Linked DNA regions of Mus musculus: region 1 is linked to region 2. Evidence: chromatin loops called from intact Hi-C (ENCODE). Cell type or tissue: heart. All regions are shown on one strand. Each heading gives the region's core, and the rest is flanking DNA. Links, peaks and the distances in the headings are about the cores only.

What was found. Hi-C counts contacts between places; a loop is a spot of excess contacts. Peaks named below come from ENCODE experiments on the same cell type or tissue, not always from the same donor. Only the 100,000 strongest peaks of a DNase experiment are listed, where the experiment ranks them.
Region 1: a loop joins it to region 2, with 4 times the contacts of the local background. A loop is called at or near these places in 12 of 42 quality-filtered maps.

What each region holds. Positions count from the first base shown.
Region 1 is chr1:172,615,377-172,623,712 of GRCm38, reverse strand. It overlaps a transcript of Fcrl6 not described here. Among named protein-coding and RNA genes, the nearest start is that of Dusp23, 13 kb to the left of the region's middle. In heart, for the core only: a CTCF peak has its summit at 4,274 (motif pointing left); a DNase peak (open chromatin) is centred at 4,282; H3K4me3 peaks cover 1,015 bases; H3K27me3 peaks cover 1,046 bases.
Region 2 is chr1:172,403,816-172,412,151 of GRCm38, reverse strand. No RefSeq gene overlaps it. Among named protein-coding and RNA genes, the nearest start is that of Pigm, 31 kb to the right of the region's middle. In heart, for the core only: a CTCF peak has its summit at 1,147 (motif pointing left); no DNase peak of the experiment used is centred there; H3K27me3 peaks cover 1,781 bases.

The DNA.
Region 1 (8,336 bases), core at 88-8,087, 210 kb before region 2:
CTAGGGATCAAGCATTCTTGTACATGAGCCTATGAGGGACATTTTTAGTCAGACCACTGTACTTAGTGTTCTCTCCATGTGATAATCTGGGTACAGTACTGTGCTGTGTTCCTCTGCTCTTTGCCCAGCTTTCATCTCTTCCTACCCCCAAGCAATCTGTGTTTACCCATCACTCCTCAAGGTTTCCAAAGCTCGTGTCCATATTCCCTTGGCATCTGCCCTCACGTACCCATGCCGATTCATTCCATAGTTTAATTGCCTTATATCTCTCTTTTCCTGTCTCTACTGGAGACTAAAGATTTGCTCACACTTCTAAAACCTGGGACAATGCCCACTGCCTAGCTGTACAATGAGAACAGAGTAATGTAGGTTTAGATTTTTTTATATTACCTTTATTATTTTACAGTCCAATCATCACCTGCCTCCCAGTCCACCCTCTCACAGTTCCTCATCCCATTTTTCCTCCTCCCCTGTCTTCAGGAGATATCCCCCACCCCACCCCACCAGGCCTCCCTACACCCTGGGGCCTCAAGTCCCCTGGGTTAGGTGCATCTTCTCCCACTGAGGCCCAACCAAGCAGTCCTCTGCTGTGTATGTGTTGGAGGCCTTGGACCAGCTCATGTACGCTGCCTGGTTGGTGTCTCAGTGTCTGAGAGATCATAGGGGCCTGTGTTAGTTGAGACTGCTGGTCTTCCTATGGAGTTGCCCTTCTCCTTAGCTTCTTCCATCCTTTTTCTAATTCATCCACAGGGGTTCCTGACTTCAGGTGTAAGTATCTGCCTCTGTCTCAGTCATCTGCTTGTTGGGCTTCTCAGAGAACAGCCATGCTAGGTTCCTGTCTGTAAGTACACCACTAACAGTGTGGCCTTGGAGCCTCCCCTTGAAGTGGATCCCAAGTTGGGCCTGACACTGGACTTCCTTTCCCTCAGTCTATTCTCCATTTTTGTCCCTACAGTTCTTTTAGACAGGAACAATTCTGGATCAGAATTTTTGACTGTGGGATGGCAACCCCCTCCCTCCACTTGATGCCCTGTCTTTCTACTGCTCCAGTAGACTCTGCAAGTTCCCTCTCCCCACCGTTGGGCATTTCATCTAAGGTCCCTTTGAGTCCTGAGAGTCTCTCACCTTCCAGGTCACTGGTACTTTCAGGAGGGTTCCCCCACCTCCTACTCCCTGAGGTTGCCTGTTTCCATTCATTCTGCTGGCCCTCAGGACTTCTATCCTGTCTCCCTCCCCACCCCACCCCAATACCTGCTCCTGTTCCCTTTCTCCCCTTTCCTTCTCTCCCTCCCAAGTCCCTTCCTCTCTGTGCCTCCTGTGATTGCTTTCTTCTCCCTCCCAAGTGGGATTGAAGCATCCTCACTTGGGCCCGTCTGCTTGTTAACCTTCTTGAGTTCTATGGATTATATCCTAGGTATTCTGTACTTTTTTTGGCTAATATATACTTATTACTGGGTACATACCAGTAAAACATTACGTGAGCCTGTCTTAGCAAAACACCGCAGGAGTCTGCATCACATGACATATCTAAAAACTTCCACTTCAGAGTAACTGACTAATATGTCCCATTAATGAAAAATAGAAAGAATGAATCTAGGGAATGGATAGTTTAGGGAAGGAATGTGTGACATAGATAGTCTTAGATATAAACACAAAAATGGAAATACGCAGTGCCTAAATAATCAATGCTATAGCTATTAAAAGGATAAGAATGAGTCTGTTAAAATAAAAAAATTTAATTGAACCTTTCAAAAAGATGTAGTTGCATAGCCTAAAGAGAAGACACACAAGTGGTGAATGTTATTAAAGGTTATGTGTTGAGTGTGGAGTCTATTCAGAGAGGCTCAGCTGACAATGGGTCAGATGTTGTGTGTCCTCAGGGGAAGGAAAAATAAAGACATCAAAAGGCATGGATGAAATAAAATCCCCATCCAGGGGGAAGTAAAGGATGCATGGTTGGGTTAAGAGAGTAAAGGAAGAGCAGAAATTCTCGCCACCGGAAAGGTCTTCGTCTGATCCGCAGCGTGGACTCACCACGGGATTCCACGCAGAGGACGGGTCAGGGGGCTCCGTTTTTTCTTAACTTGCAGTCTGATAGAATCGCCCTACGACTGAGTAGCAGGGGTAGTGCTTTGTGATTCAACATTGTCAGAAGGAGATGAGGTCTCACTGCTGCCGATTTCTAGGACTTCTGAAGACTTAACTCACAAGCCAAGAGTTAAATAAGAACCTGCTTTCTCCTGTTGCTGGAAGCTAACTACTGTACTGCTTTGCAAAGGGAAGTGAACGGGCTTGTCAAGTCAGAGTGCTCACCCTCTGGGCTAACAGGTTATGATTTTTAAAAGTACTTTCAAATGGGAAAAGATCTCAAATGAGTGTCATCCCTTTGTGCTGCAAATATTCCTCCCTCCTGGCAGCTGGCTTAGGTTTCTGCATACCCACCGCTCTGCCTAATTCTCTGGAGTTGCATTTTGAACCAGACTGCTGCCGTATTTCAGGTGACAATGCATCTCCCATGTTCTCAGGGGCAGGAGGCCCTGATGCTTTGCTCTGTCCAGCATTCTGGCATTTCTCCCTTTTGCCCCACGGCCAGGAGGACTCCTGAATGTTCCAACCTTCTGCCTCAGTTGTACTCCACACTCCCCAAAAACTGCCTGCTGGTACATACAACCCTTAACTCAAGCCTGCTTTCTCCTTCAAATAATGATCAATTTGTCAGACCAAGGAGCCAGACAGACAGATTGGTGTAGTTTTCTGTAGGTGGAGGAAGCATCCTGAGGACTCCAAAGACAGCTTCCCCTCTTGGGAATATGAGGGTCCCTAGAAGAATCCCAGTTGCTACAAATGCTAGAACATGGTAGAACACCTGAATCCTGGGACCTCCTGCCTGCCAGGTGTTCCTAGACAAGGACAACATGAGTCCCTGCAGCACCCCCATCCCAACCCTCAGGAGGACCTTCTGAACTTGAGGTACAACTAGACAAATGGGTGGCTCAGGTCCCCATGCTGAGTTCTTCAGTCCTGTGGGAGCCTGGGTATGTCCTAGCACATGTGCTTAAGAACCTCCAAGGACAAAGGGAGCCTAGGGGTGCATAAAGGCCTGCAGACGCTCTGAGTCAGGCTCTGGCCTCAGGAATGACCCTCACCCCACTCCGGCCCTCTCCTGTTCATGATAAACTGGAAGCCACAGAAGATGTCAAGGGGAATAGCAGATGAGGGCTATCAGAAATGACTTCAAATACAAATTAAAATAGCAATTGTATGATTTTTTACATACAGTAGTGTTGAACAGATACTCATCCCCAAGCTAAGTCTAGCAAAGCTGAGGGAAGCTCACACGCTCAAATTGCTGATAATCTTCGATTTCATACAGCATCCTTGGAGAGTGAGTTCACCCCAGAACCCAGCACATGTACATATATGTACATATGTACATATGTATGTGTGTATATGTGTATGTGTATATGTGTGCATATGTGCATATGTGTATGTACATGTACATGTATATGTATATATGCAAACACATATGCAGCCACTACATATACATTTATGGACACACTGCATTTGAGCAACTCGGAGACACATTAGAGACTGTTCATTTATTCATTTGCTCAATTTATAGTTACTGGACACTTGTTATACACCAGACACAATTCCAGGAACACAAAAACTGAGCATGAGCAAAAAACAAAAATATCCATCTTGGCAACTTGTATACCCACCGTTGTTTAAATAGCTCCAAACTGCAAACAACCTAAAAGACTCTCTTAGACTAGAACGGCTGTGCCCTGAGCACACTGCAGCACCAACGAAGGTCTATTCTGGAATCCACACTGGATGTGCCAGAAAGAAACTTCCGCACTGTTAGATACAGAATAAAAATAGTCCCATAAGTTGTTTATGGAAACACACATACAAATAAGTCAGTTGGAGGCCCACCAAACTCGGAATCTTAGCTGAACCCAGAAGGGAGAGCGCGAAAAAAAAAGCAGCTAAGTTACTTTATTTCTTAAACATCTACAACAAATAGATGCATGAAAAGTTAGCCCTACTGTGTATTACATGCTAAGCACACAGATGTTTATTTTAGCAATATGATTCCTTCTTTTCTTCAGAGTAGGTACGTTTTTGCTCTTATCATGATTGTTGTGTTTTTTTTATTTAGTTTTATTGCTGTGTTTGATTAGGCCCCCGTCTCTCCGTGACCCACAAACTGAAGCCTACACTGTCCACTGCCAGGGTTCAGGAGAGCAAAATCAGCCTGGGCAAGGTGCCTGGCGCCCCCTGGCGGCACAGACCAGACCGGCAGCTCTGGGAAAGCTGAGCTGGTTTAGGGCTGGGAATTTGTTCAACCTCTTTAAAGACCAATCTGGAGTTACAGAGACAAAATTTGGAGCTGTGACGAAAGAATGGACCATCTAGTGACTGCCATATGCAGGGATCCATCCCATAATCAGCTTCCAAATGCTGACACCATTGCATACACTAGCAAGATTTCGCTGAAAGGACCCAGTTATAGCTCTCTCTTGTGAGACTATGCCGGGGCCTAGCAAACACAGAAGTGGATGATCACAGTCAGCTATTGGATGGGTCACACGGCCCCTAATGGAGGAGCTAGAGAAATTACCCAAGGAGCTATAGGGAACTGCAACCCTATAGGTGGAACAACAATATGAACTAACCAGTACCCGGGAGCTCTTGTCTTTAGCTGCATATGTATCAAAAGATGGCCTAGTCGGCCATCACTGCAAAGAGAGGCCCATTGGACTTGCAAACTTTATATGCCCCAGTACAGGGGAACGCCAGGGCCAAAAAGGGGGAGTGGGTGGGTAGGGGATTGGGGGAGTGGGTATGGGGGACCTTTGGGATAGCATTGAAAATGTAAATGAGGAAAATACCTAATAAATAAATAAATAAATAAATAAATAAATAAATAAATAAATAAATAAATAAATAAATAAAAAGACCAATCTGCCATTATCCAGCCCAGTTGAGGAGACATGTTCTATTCATTATTCAGGAATGCTGTTTTTAAGGTTTAGCCTCGCGAAGCTCAAGCATGAGCTCAGGGAAATGTGTGCATATGTCTTTGCATCATCGTCCACAATGACCAAAACTGAAAAGGGCACCATTATCCACCATTAGGAAAACAGATGAGTGACACATCGCGCCCAGTGAAATACTCTACCACAGTAAGTCACAACCCATGCTGAGGAAAAGGGGGAGCCCTGGAGCCTTTTCTCTCTAAAATACCATTTACGAGGAAATTGCAGGTAAGCCAAACGCCAGACATCGTGGGTGGGCCCACACACATGTACTGACTGCAAAAACAGATGCTGGAAGAATAAATACCAGATGCAGGAGAGGGGACCGCATGGGCCCTTGGCTGAATGGCAGAATGTGGTTTCTCTTAGAGAAATCAAAGACAGGATTGCACTCCTGAAATTCCAGAACACAGGAGGCAGAGAAGTCAGCAGAGAAGGCCAACCCAGGTACAGTGCAAAAAGGGTCAAGAAAGAAAGCAGGGAAGTATGGAAAAAGACAGAAAGAATAAACCAAAGTAAGTATGACCAAAATTTATAATTAAACCGAGTTAGGTGGTGGGTGCCTAGGCGCTTCTTATAGTCACCTGTCTTGTTAAATTATCTAATATTTTAATCTGTTTGTTGTATGATGGTAAATGGGGGTGGGAGAGATCTGTGCAAAGGAAAGCCAGAGAAAGCAATCAATGCCCCTTGGCTAAATGGAGCCTAAAGACAAGACACACAGAGGGGTGTGGCCTCCGGGAGGAGAAAAGTGATAATGCAGGATATTGTAAATGAGGGGGAGGGGCATTATTCTCAGTGCAGTGGAGCTCTAAGCAGAGGATCGTGCGTGCTATAGTAGGATACTCTTCTACGTTTAAAGTGGGAGGAAGCCAACTGAGTTGGAGGTCAAGGATGAAGAGGTCTTTATAGTAACGTGAGAAGACACCACTCCGGTCATGGTGCCGTGAAATGTATCTGATATATTTTGAAGAGGAATAGATGGAGCCTAGCCAGGGAATTGATGAGAAGTCTGTCTGAGATTTATTAAGCAACCGGGTGGGGGTGGGGTACTGAGATGAGCAAAGTGGTGGGAGTTGAAGAGGGGCTGTAACTAGAATGAGCCGGTGGGTGGTTCTTCGCCAAGACAGGAATGAAGAATCTCATTCCGTCGTTTGTCAGCCACACAAGTGGAGGCACAGAGCTGACGAAGTCCCAGAAGTCCGTGGGAAAAGTTGAGTAGGGTCAAGAGGTATAAATTTAGGTGTCATTGGTGTATTGTTCAAAGCCATGCAATTAGGCAGACAGTGTAAATAAAATAAAATAAAATAAAAAAGACTAGGACCAAACTCTAAGCGCCCCTCCATTTTATTGTAGGGAAAAGAGAACCCAGCAAATAGACTTAACGAAGTAGAAGAATGGGTGGGGGGTGTTGCGGGGCATGAGAAATGCCAAGCCAGGAACGTGTTTGAAGTTGGAAGCCGCGTTCAAACTGTTAGAGATGCTGCTGTGTAACCAAATAAACAGCGCGCAGGCGGGGAGCCAGCCCCTCCCCTTGGAGCCAGGCAGTACTGGAGCCTGGATGGTTTTGACAAAAGCAGTTCAGAGGAGTGGGGGCTCTGCAGGGGCGGAGGCCAGATGGCCCGAGGTTGACGAGTGAGTGGGGGGCTGCAGAAGATTTGTGTATGGGTGGGTCTTTTGAGAAGCTTGGCTCTGAGCAAAGGAGACCGATGAGGTAAGCTGAGAGACAGGGGCATGATGGAGGGAATTATTTGCCGTGCTTATTCGTGTCCACATACAGAAGAAAGGAACACCGTAGAGAGAGAGTGGAGGAAGCAACAGAGGAGAGCATGGAGAAGGGACTCGGAGAAAAGAAGGAAGGAGGTTGAAGTCCAAACCCCACCGCTCACTAGACTGAGCCGTGACGCTAACTCTCTTCCCTCTGATCCAGGTCCCAAGCTGTTTCCCAGAAGCTCATTACCTCTCCTTATTGTTTGCTTGCTCATGGGTGCCACCAGCTCCCGGGGTTCATACACTAAATCTTCCACTACCATCTCCTCTGAATACACAAGTCTTACAGTCGTCCCCTCCCTATCTGGGCTATGCATCTGCCCAGGGAACTCGAGGGGAAAATAAGCAAACTGAAGAAAATTAATTCTGACCTATTTTTATGCATTCCGTATAAATGCATGAAATAGATTATGTTTGACAGTGGTAAACAGAGAAGCCCAAAAAAAATCCAATTTATCACTTTAATTATATATGCTTTTCTTCCTCGATCTCCGGGGAAGAATAAGCCTCCAGCAGTTTTCAGTCCTTTCTATGAAGCCATTCCCAAATTATTAATGCTGCTCTTAGTAACCACGTGTCCTTGGTGACAGATGTCCTATCTAAAGCACACAGGTGAAGTTTAACCTGTCACCTCTGAAGGTGCACACAAGGAGGGGGTGTAAAGGGGCATAAAGTTGAGGAGCTAGAACTGGAACTCTAGAGGACCAGGCTAGGAGGACAAATATTACTTTTCCCATTGTTGTGACAACATACATCACAAAAGCAACTTAAGGAAGGGAGGATTCGTTTGGGCTCATGGTTTGAGGACGCAGTCCACCGCGACAGGGAAAATGTGGCTGAGGTGCCTGAGGTAGCTGATCAAACTTGTGGGCTGTCAGCTATGAGCTATGAGTAAAAAGAACTGCCGAAACAAAGTTGCTCCAAGCAGGTGGTCTCCCACTTGTACTAAGGGAAGTATAAGGGCACTGAGTTATGTGGACACTGGACCAACTCAGAGCCACACAACCGCCTTTAGTGAAACAGTCTCACACACACACACCTCCCCAGCCTACAACAATGTAGCAGCCATCCATAACGTTCCTGTGCAGAAGCAGGAAACCAAGAGGGAGATTGGAGGACTCTGGAACCCGTTCTAAACCTGTTTTGTTTTGTTCTCTTTTATTTGTTGAACACATGCTCTTCCAGATACCTAAGTGCAGCAAGGTTCAAGGCAAACCTGGTCCTTGCCTTCCAGAAATGTGCAGCCCTGGGGGAGAAAGAATGTGATGCAAGAGGTGGTTGTAACACCAGATGAAGGCAGGATGTCGGTGCACAGGGGCCAGGCAGTGGTCGAGACAGGAAGAAGTCTGTATTCAACAGGGTTCTTCAGAGGAACAGAACAAATAAAATGGATACATATTGCAAAGGGGATTTCTTCGATTATATCTAGGGTGTACTAGTGATAACATATTTGCTGACTAGTTTGCACTTTGATTATAATCAAAATCAAGACATTTGATTCCTTACAGTTATGGTTGTGAG
Region 2 (8,336 bases), core at 80-8,079:
CTTGGTCTCTTGCCTCTCTCTTGTCTTCCCCCTTCTCTCTTCACGTGATCATGGCCAGCCTCTCTCTCTCTCTCTCTCCCTCTCTCTCTGTCTGTCTGTCTCTCTCTCTCTCCCTCTTAACTCCCCTCCCCATGCCCTGAATAAACTCTATTCTATACTATACTGTTGTGTGGCTGGTCCCTCAGGGGAAGGGATGTGTTGGCATGGGCCTGCTGAGGCACACCCTTCCCCCATACCTCACCACATCTCCTTAGAACATATTCCCTCTTCTCTTTCTCTTTTTATAAACACATCAACAGGTACTCCCCGCTGGCAGCCAGAGCAGGGTTTGAGGCATTAGACCACGATGTCTGGAACTTTCTCCCTCAGTCCTCAGCCAACCAGCAAGGTCTGCTACTCATGCAGAAGGTGGGGCTCTTGTCGGTTCGTGTGTCCTTCAGAGAAATCTCTGAGACCTCCTGAGTAACTCCCTGAGGAGGGGGAAACTGACTCATCTATAGTTTGACTCATCTATAGTTTGCCTGAAGTAGGGTTGCCTGAAGCCTGGATGGGGAGGAGGCATCCAGTTTCTTGACCATGCATTGTCTAGCCCAGACTTGTTTTGTTTTAGAGCCTATTTCTGCTTCAGGAAGGAGTTAGAGATGAAGAGTTAGATAGCCGTAAGGTCAGAAATATCTTTATTTGACCTATCAGTTTGGGCCAAACAACTCAAAACTATGTGGATGGTCCAGGCTTCCTCCCTACAGCCTTCCAGAGCCCAGCATATAGAAGAGTGTCAGCCTCAGGAGAAGGTGGGAATTTCCCCCCTCCCACAGTCTCTGCTTCCCCTGCCTTTTACAGTAAATTTAGAACTCTGAGTTTGGAGGTACAATTTGGGGTTAGTTATTCTGCTCATGGGCCGGAGACACTTTGGTTATTTGTGTTTTCCTTCCTCCTTTAGCAAAAACTATTATTCTAATTCAGTTATGTGTTCATATAAAAGCAAATGTAATCTAGGCTGAAATCCTGGTTGCATATTCGTTATTACACTTATTTTTACTTAAAATTATTTCATGATTCCCCTAGAAAGTCTTTGGTCCCTAGACCACATGTTAATCAATGTGGCCCTTGTATCTTGAAAGGGAAACACTTGCTGCACCCCCTGCCGGTAGAAGCAGCAATAGCGGTCTCTAGGACCACAGGGAAGTCTTGGTCACTTTGTAAAAAAGTGTTGGGGCCCGTGGTTCTTGATAGCCTCTCTGTATGGAAATCTTCAAAATAGCCAGAAAATCAAAGATCCAATCAACTAACTTACCCTTGGCTTGTTGTTTCCAGAATCTATATATTCTCCTGTGATTAGAGTTTATGGCATTGGGATGGAATTCTATCACTGTGAAATTGCATGACCTAATCCCATCACTTTGAGAGGCTGAGGCAAGGGAACCATGAATTCAAAATAAGCTAGGGTTACATATCTACATGGTAGACTTTTTTTTTTATCATTAGAGAGATAAAACTAAATGAGGGTGGGCCCACAAAACTGAGAGACCCGTCTAATTCATCAAAGCAGTCAGTACCATAAGGTCTCACACCAAACACTGCTACTTCTTGGAAGCCAGGGCTCAGTAGCCTGCTCGGCTATTTAATAAACTGGAACTTTTCTAACCAAAATATTTTTTTCTAAGCATTGGATCAGGTAAATCAAAGCCTTGGCTCACTGGCTGGAAAGTTAGGAAAACATCTGTATTTACTGATTAAACTTCTTTGGCCGTGTTAATAGAATCCTTGCATAAGCACATCACTTGGTAGAATTTAACAAATTTGTTCTGGATTACTTTTATAAATAGAACAAACGAATACTACATTTAAAACTAAAGCGGAATGTTTTGCACGATAAATGATAAAAAGGATGGCTTTGCATTCCGAGAGTTTCTTAAACCCAAAGAAGAAATATCAGGTTCCCCCTAAGTGGAGGGGGGCAAGGTGCACCTGTAGGAGATTAGGAGTGGAGTGTCCGGTTTTACATAAATAATTGTATTGTATCATGAAATTGTGAAACCTGATTTGAGAACCCAACCACACAGCCTCTTAAGTCCCACCCCCCGCCCAGTTCCCAGGTTTTTAAAGAGAAAAACTTAAAGTCGTCAGTATTTTTCAAAGGTTTCTAACTGAGAAAGAAAGAAAGAAAGAAAGAAAGAAAGAAAGAAAGAAAGAAAGAAAGAAAGAAAGAAAGAACAAAGAAAGAAGGGAGGGAAGGGGGAGGGAGGGAGGGAGGGAGGGAAGGGGGGAGGGGGGAGGGAGGGAGGGAGGGGGGAGGGAGGGAGGGGGGAGGGAGGGAGGGAGGAAGGAAGGAAGGAAGGAAGGAAGGAAGGAAAAAAGAAAGAAAGAAAGAAAGAAAGAAAGAAAGAAAGGAAGGAAGAAAGAAAGAAAGAAAGAAAGGTAGTTAATGGTGACAGCTAATCTTTGTTTTCACACGTCATCTCATTCATTCTCACAGCAGGGTGTAATCGTGTTATTAGGTCAAAGCCAGAGGAGGTTAAAGAACCAGTCCAGGATAGCACAGCTAGGCAATGTGCTCTGGATCTCACTTCGTTCTCTAATTCCTCAGAGTTCTGTCTCTGACACAGTGGAAGGCTTTGCTGAACAAAATGAAGATGTGAGCCACTTGGAACAGCGAAACTCTGCTTCTATCTGGGGAGCTTAGCGTAAAATAACCCCCCTTTTTTACCTGTTAAAAACTGATTTCAACTAAGATTTGTATGTATTACTAGTCATATAACCTTTTAAATTTTCGATCACTGTTATAGTATAGTTTTGTTTTTAATTTTCATATTTCTTTTGGATTCCCCCAAATATTTGCAGGAATTCTAAGGAGTCTTCAGACGCCCAAATGATGAAATTCCAAGTAAAAGTCAGCTCGGGACAGACATACAATATCGTAGCCTGTAGCATCACCTACTGGTATGTTTGTAGTATTGCAGCCATCTTGGGTTGGAACTAAAAGGAGCAGGTTGGGACTAAATAATATGATCTCCGGAGTAACAAATTCTTTTCCTGAAGAGAAAACAGAAAAGTAGCTTTAATATCTCCCAGCACAGCCAAAGTACTGAGTCCTGGTCCTGGGTTTCCATAATTAGCTGTACAGATTTGGGTAGGTCGTTCCATCTTAAGTACCTTGTCTCGAGGCTTTTTTCAGTTATGTTCTTCAAAACACTAAGCTCACTGCCAGACCCCTTTACAAAAGGTTAGCCCGTGGTGTGACTTCCTCTTCAGACCCAAATTCAGGCAAGTCTTATCCCTTTCACATATACAAGTTTTTGAATGAAGTTCTTTTCGCAAAGACTTCCACAACGCTTCAATAAATTTCATCTATGCATGTGTGTGTGTGTGTGTGTGTGTGTGTGTGTGTGTGTGTAGAGTGTGTAGTTATGGTCAGCCCATATCAACATTTACTGCACCTACAACTTTTTAAGGCTCCACACTAAATCTTTATGAGCTATAAAAACAGGAGTCCCAGCGAAGAACTCAGATGTTGGCTGCAGGATAAGGCAAGTGCGTCATCTTCCCGGTCTTTAACAATCTGGTCCATCAATTGGAGGACCCCCCCATGAGATATTATCTCTGATTTTATAACAAAAGTCAATGGGGGAAGAGAGAGAGAGATTGGGAGGGAGGGAGAGAGAGAGAAAGAGATCTTTTTATAGCCAATCTAGCTGGAAGGCATCTTTGCTATAAAACTAGTGTTTCAGGAGTCTCTGGGGGGAGAACTCGAGACAGAGCTGAGCTCGGAGGCCATCACCGTGTAGCTGTGTTTCTTCTCGTGGGAACTGAAGCGATTAAGAGATTTGTGGGCATTATCTATTGCGTTAAGCAAAGTATATAAGATTCAGGTGTCCTAATACAAATATCCACTCTTTATCATCAAGGGCATACATATAAAATAGCAGCAAGTGTCCCACGATAGTTCAGTTTCTCTTAAAAGACCAACTTGTTTGATTTCTAAAAAATATTTCTACTGGAGATTGGGAAGGAATTTATTTTTTCAAATATTCAAGTAAGGCAACAATCATATTCCAACTAATTACTATTAATCATTTTCTCTGATCTTGAGGTTTTTCTAACAACTACAGCTTATTTATTATTCACAGCATTGCCAGAAAGTGCCCCCATTTTGTTCCCCTTTTCCAGAAGAAGAGACTGAAACACACTTATTAAATAAACCATGAAGTTACAGTTATGTCCTGACTCCAGCTGCAGGCTCCCTGACCATTCAGACAAGCCAGAGAAGCCTCCTCCTGCACAAATCTAGGAACCGCAGAGGAGCAACTTGGCTGTTGCCTAGCGTGGTATGCAAGGACACAGAGTCAGTCAACAGCTTTCACGTCCCTGTCTCTTAGCATCTGCCCATTGTGCCCTATTACAACCAAAGGGAATAGTTAGTATGCATTGTAACTTCACCAATCAGCTCGTTTTCTTTCTCAGGTTGGGCCCACTTGGGTGGTGTTAGAAAGAACGTGCTGGCAGGTGCCACATTCTAACAGGCACAGAACCAGAGTGACGATACCTCTCCTGTTCTTCCCTATCCTAGATAGTTCAAGAAACACTAGACAGGATATGTGGTTTGCAGGTCCTGGCTGAAAATAAAGTTTTTTTCTCAAATATCTGATTAACCTAAGAGCACTGCCACGGACACCCCCCCCCCGCACCCTCCCCCCCCCCAGTGTCTCCAATCAAGGAGGAAGACCCGTACTCCAAGGGCACAGACAATTCTCAAGGGGGGGGGGTGGTGTCCTAACTTTTCAATTATCTTCCCAGAAATGGGGCCAGTAGGTTGGTTCTCCCGGTCAGACTTTACCAGCATCACAGACCCACAGAAGGACAGGTCTGCTCCGATGGATACATTCTGTAGCAAGCAAAACAATGAGCTGCTCTCAGAGGAATGACATAATCACCAAGTCTTTTCTTCCCTTCTTGTAATGTGTATAATTTGTCTTCTTTTGGAAAGGTACCTGTAAATTTTAATGCAATTTTCTTGAGAACAATAGCAAAGTCACAATTTCCTAATCACTTTTGTTTCCCAGGAGGGAAGGAGAAAACCTTAACTGCTTGCTGAGTGACTAATACAGGCCCTTCAAGGCCCACAGAGGAGAACTGAACCAGAAGTCTTCCAAAAAGAATGCTATCCCTAATTTGTCAGACCCTTTAAGGCAATAAAATATTGTATATGCAGCGATGAGGCAAACCCACCACAGTCTGACTACAAATCCTTAGGTGACATTGAAGCAGAAACAACTCAGGACTACAGGACTGGAGAAATAAACACACACACACACACACACACACACACACACACACACACACACACACACACACACACACGTGCCCTGAGCATCCAAAGAAAACACTAGTCACAAGATTTCTGGAAAGGAAGAATATTAAGGACATTGTCCAGTCTCCCATCTGATGCATTTCTTTTTCTTTTCTACAAGATGTTTGGCAAATGATTGGCCTCCCTGCCTGTTGTACAGAGACTTTGAGGAAGAGACTGTCTTATTCAACACCACAAACAAGAGCTTGTCCCTCGGGCGACTATAAATCTTGGGTAGTGTTCGGTTTCCCTGCCAACCTGCTAAATAAGCGCGAGTTTTTCTCAAGGTACCGACGGGAAAACAGAGGCTGCCCATCACTCTCCGTCCACTCTGCCCTCCTACCCGGCTCAGGGAGGCAGCTTGCTGCACAAGAGGCCCACTTTTCAATTTGAGGATCAATACAAGCTAAATAGGTGGTATTTCCAGCCCACAGGGGCAACCCAAGCCAATACATTTAAAGCTTTCCCTTGGGGATTCTCTGATGAACCGACCTACAGGGTAGAAGAGAACAAACAAATCATTGTGTGACAGAGTCCACAGAGGAGTGCGAGTCACAAGTCACGCTGTCGCCCAGAGTCGAACACCACCACCATCTGGGCTGTCAAAGTCAAACACCACCACCACCTGGGGCTGGAGTGCTTGCTTGCTAGCTCGCTCTCGACCCCAGGCTGCTCTAGGCTTGTTGGAGCTACCACTGAGAAAAGAGTGGAGATTTGCTTCCAGGCAAAGCTGCCTTGTCAGATCCGCAGATAGCGGATGGAGGGTGGAGGGTGGAGGGCAAGGGATGAGAAGGTGGAGGTGGGATGGGGTGGAGGGTGTGGGTGGGATCGGGTGGAAGGTGGGGGTGTGGGGGTGTGGAGGGTGGGGTGGAGTGGAGGGTGTGGGTGGAGGGTAAATGGGTGCTGGTAGAGCGTGAGAGGGTTGGGGTGAGGGTGGAGAGTAGGTGGGACACAGGAGTGTTCCATGATAGTCATAAGAGGTCCCTTCTGGTTTAGGTGAGGCCGCCCACCTCTCACATGCAATGTCACTTCAAGGGTGGTTTTAGTGAGGACATTATAAATTTGTTTCCCATGTTGAGACTGAAACATTTCTGCAGAGACCCATCATCTCCAGGAGACCCCACCATCCGTCCCCATCTAGACAGATGAAGCTCGTCCATTGTGAGGGAGAGAGCACAGAGAAAACTGAGCAGGCACGAGATGAGAGCCACCGTGAGAGCGCCCGGCAAATTTAAAAGAGCTGTCTGAATTTATTCTAGTAAACGATGACAACGGCACTTTAAAAAAAAAAAATCCTATGATCATCCAGATAGAAAACAAAACAAAATAAGCTGTTCACGCCGAGAAAAATAGCAGATTTCTCTTCTGCAACCTTGAATGGAACAGTGTCACTCAATCGCAGGACAGATAATAAATCTGTATAATGGAAAATGATACAGCTGTGAAAACGAGTGCAGTCCGGGATGCGAGGCAGTGCAGGTGAGAGGCAAACACATACTACTGAGCAAAAAGAGTCTCCTACAAACACGAATCTATAAGACAAGACACAGTTAGTTAAAGGATACCCAGGTAAGATGTAAAAACTGTAACCAGCAATCAAGAACACATTGTTTCAAAAATCAGTATAGTGGATTCCTTTGGGGGACCGAAAGGGGGTACAGTTGGAAGCAAGTTCTAAGTACTGGTGATATGTCTTTGCTGGGTAGTGATTTATGGGTTGTTATTATTATTATTATTATATAAATGGCCAAGCATAGTGGCCCACACCTTTAATCCTAATACTCAGAAGGCAGAAGCAGATGGAGTTTTATGAGTTCAAGGCCAGCCTCGTCTGAATGACAAGTTCCAGACCAGAGAGGTAAACAGTGAGACCCTGTCTCAGAGAAGAAAGTAATAAATTACATAATTGCATCCCATAGGTTATTCCATATATATGATTTATATCACATTTTAATTTTGCTTTAAAAGACTGATGAGACAGCTCAGTGGATATAGGCACTTCTGACCAAGCCTGACAACCTGAAGTTGAACCCCTGAATCCACGTAGTCAAAGGAAAAGAACCAAACATTCTCCTCTGACCTCCACACATGTGCCGTGACAGGCTTGCACACCCTCGGATGCACGCAATAAATAAACAAACAAACAAAATATTATTTGTCATTCAAATAGAAAATAGTATCTATTAGGGTTCTCCAGAGACACAGGGCTGCAAGGATGGATGCAGGGAAAAGATGTGCGTGAAAATGATTTCTCATGAGGGACTGGTTCAAACCACTGGGGAATCAGAAATGTCCTAGTAGCTGCCTTCTTTGGCTAGAGTCCCGTGAAGTATGTAGTCCTAGTTAAAGCCTGAGACCTGAGAACCAGGCCCCACAAAGGTATTAGTCCCAGTCTTGGTCCTCGTGGAAAAGAACCAAGACCATGCCTAGGGGCAGAAAGATAGGCACTCTCATTCTTACCTCTTGGCAAATCTACTCTTTCTTTCTCTTTGTGTTCTATGCAGGCCCTTAACTCGCTAGTGACGGCTCCACCTTGGCAGGGAGAGCTACACTCAGTTGACTGATTCAAAGGCCCAAGAGACCTAGAGATGTCACTTTGCCAGCTACCTCTGCAATTTTGACTCAGTCAAATGACATATAAAATTAGTCATTGCTATACATATGTGTATACATGAAAATTAACTTTCAAAGAAATTAAGGAACATATCAGTTAATGCAAGAAAAAAATTCACCATAGCAACAGCGAAGACTTGACTATGTACATTTAGGATAACGTTGGCAGAGTACAGAGGGATGAGCGAGGGCATTACAATGGGCAAATCTTACTTTGAAATGAGATGCAAATTTCCTAATTATTTTTAAAAGGCAAATTAGATTAATAAGTATATTAGGGTACATTAGGTAGTGTTAAATGTTGTTAGGATTTATAATAAAAGAATGCATGTGGTTCAACATTAGAAAATCTTATTATAAAGCATTAAATTTAGAG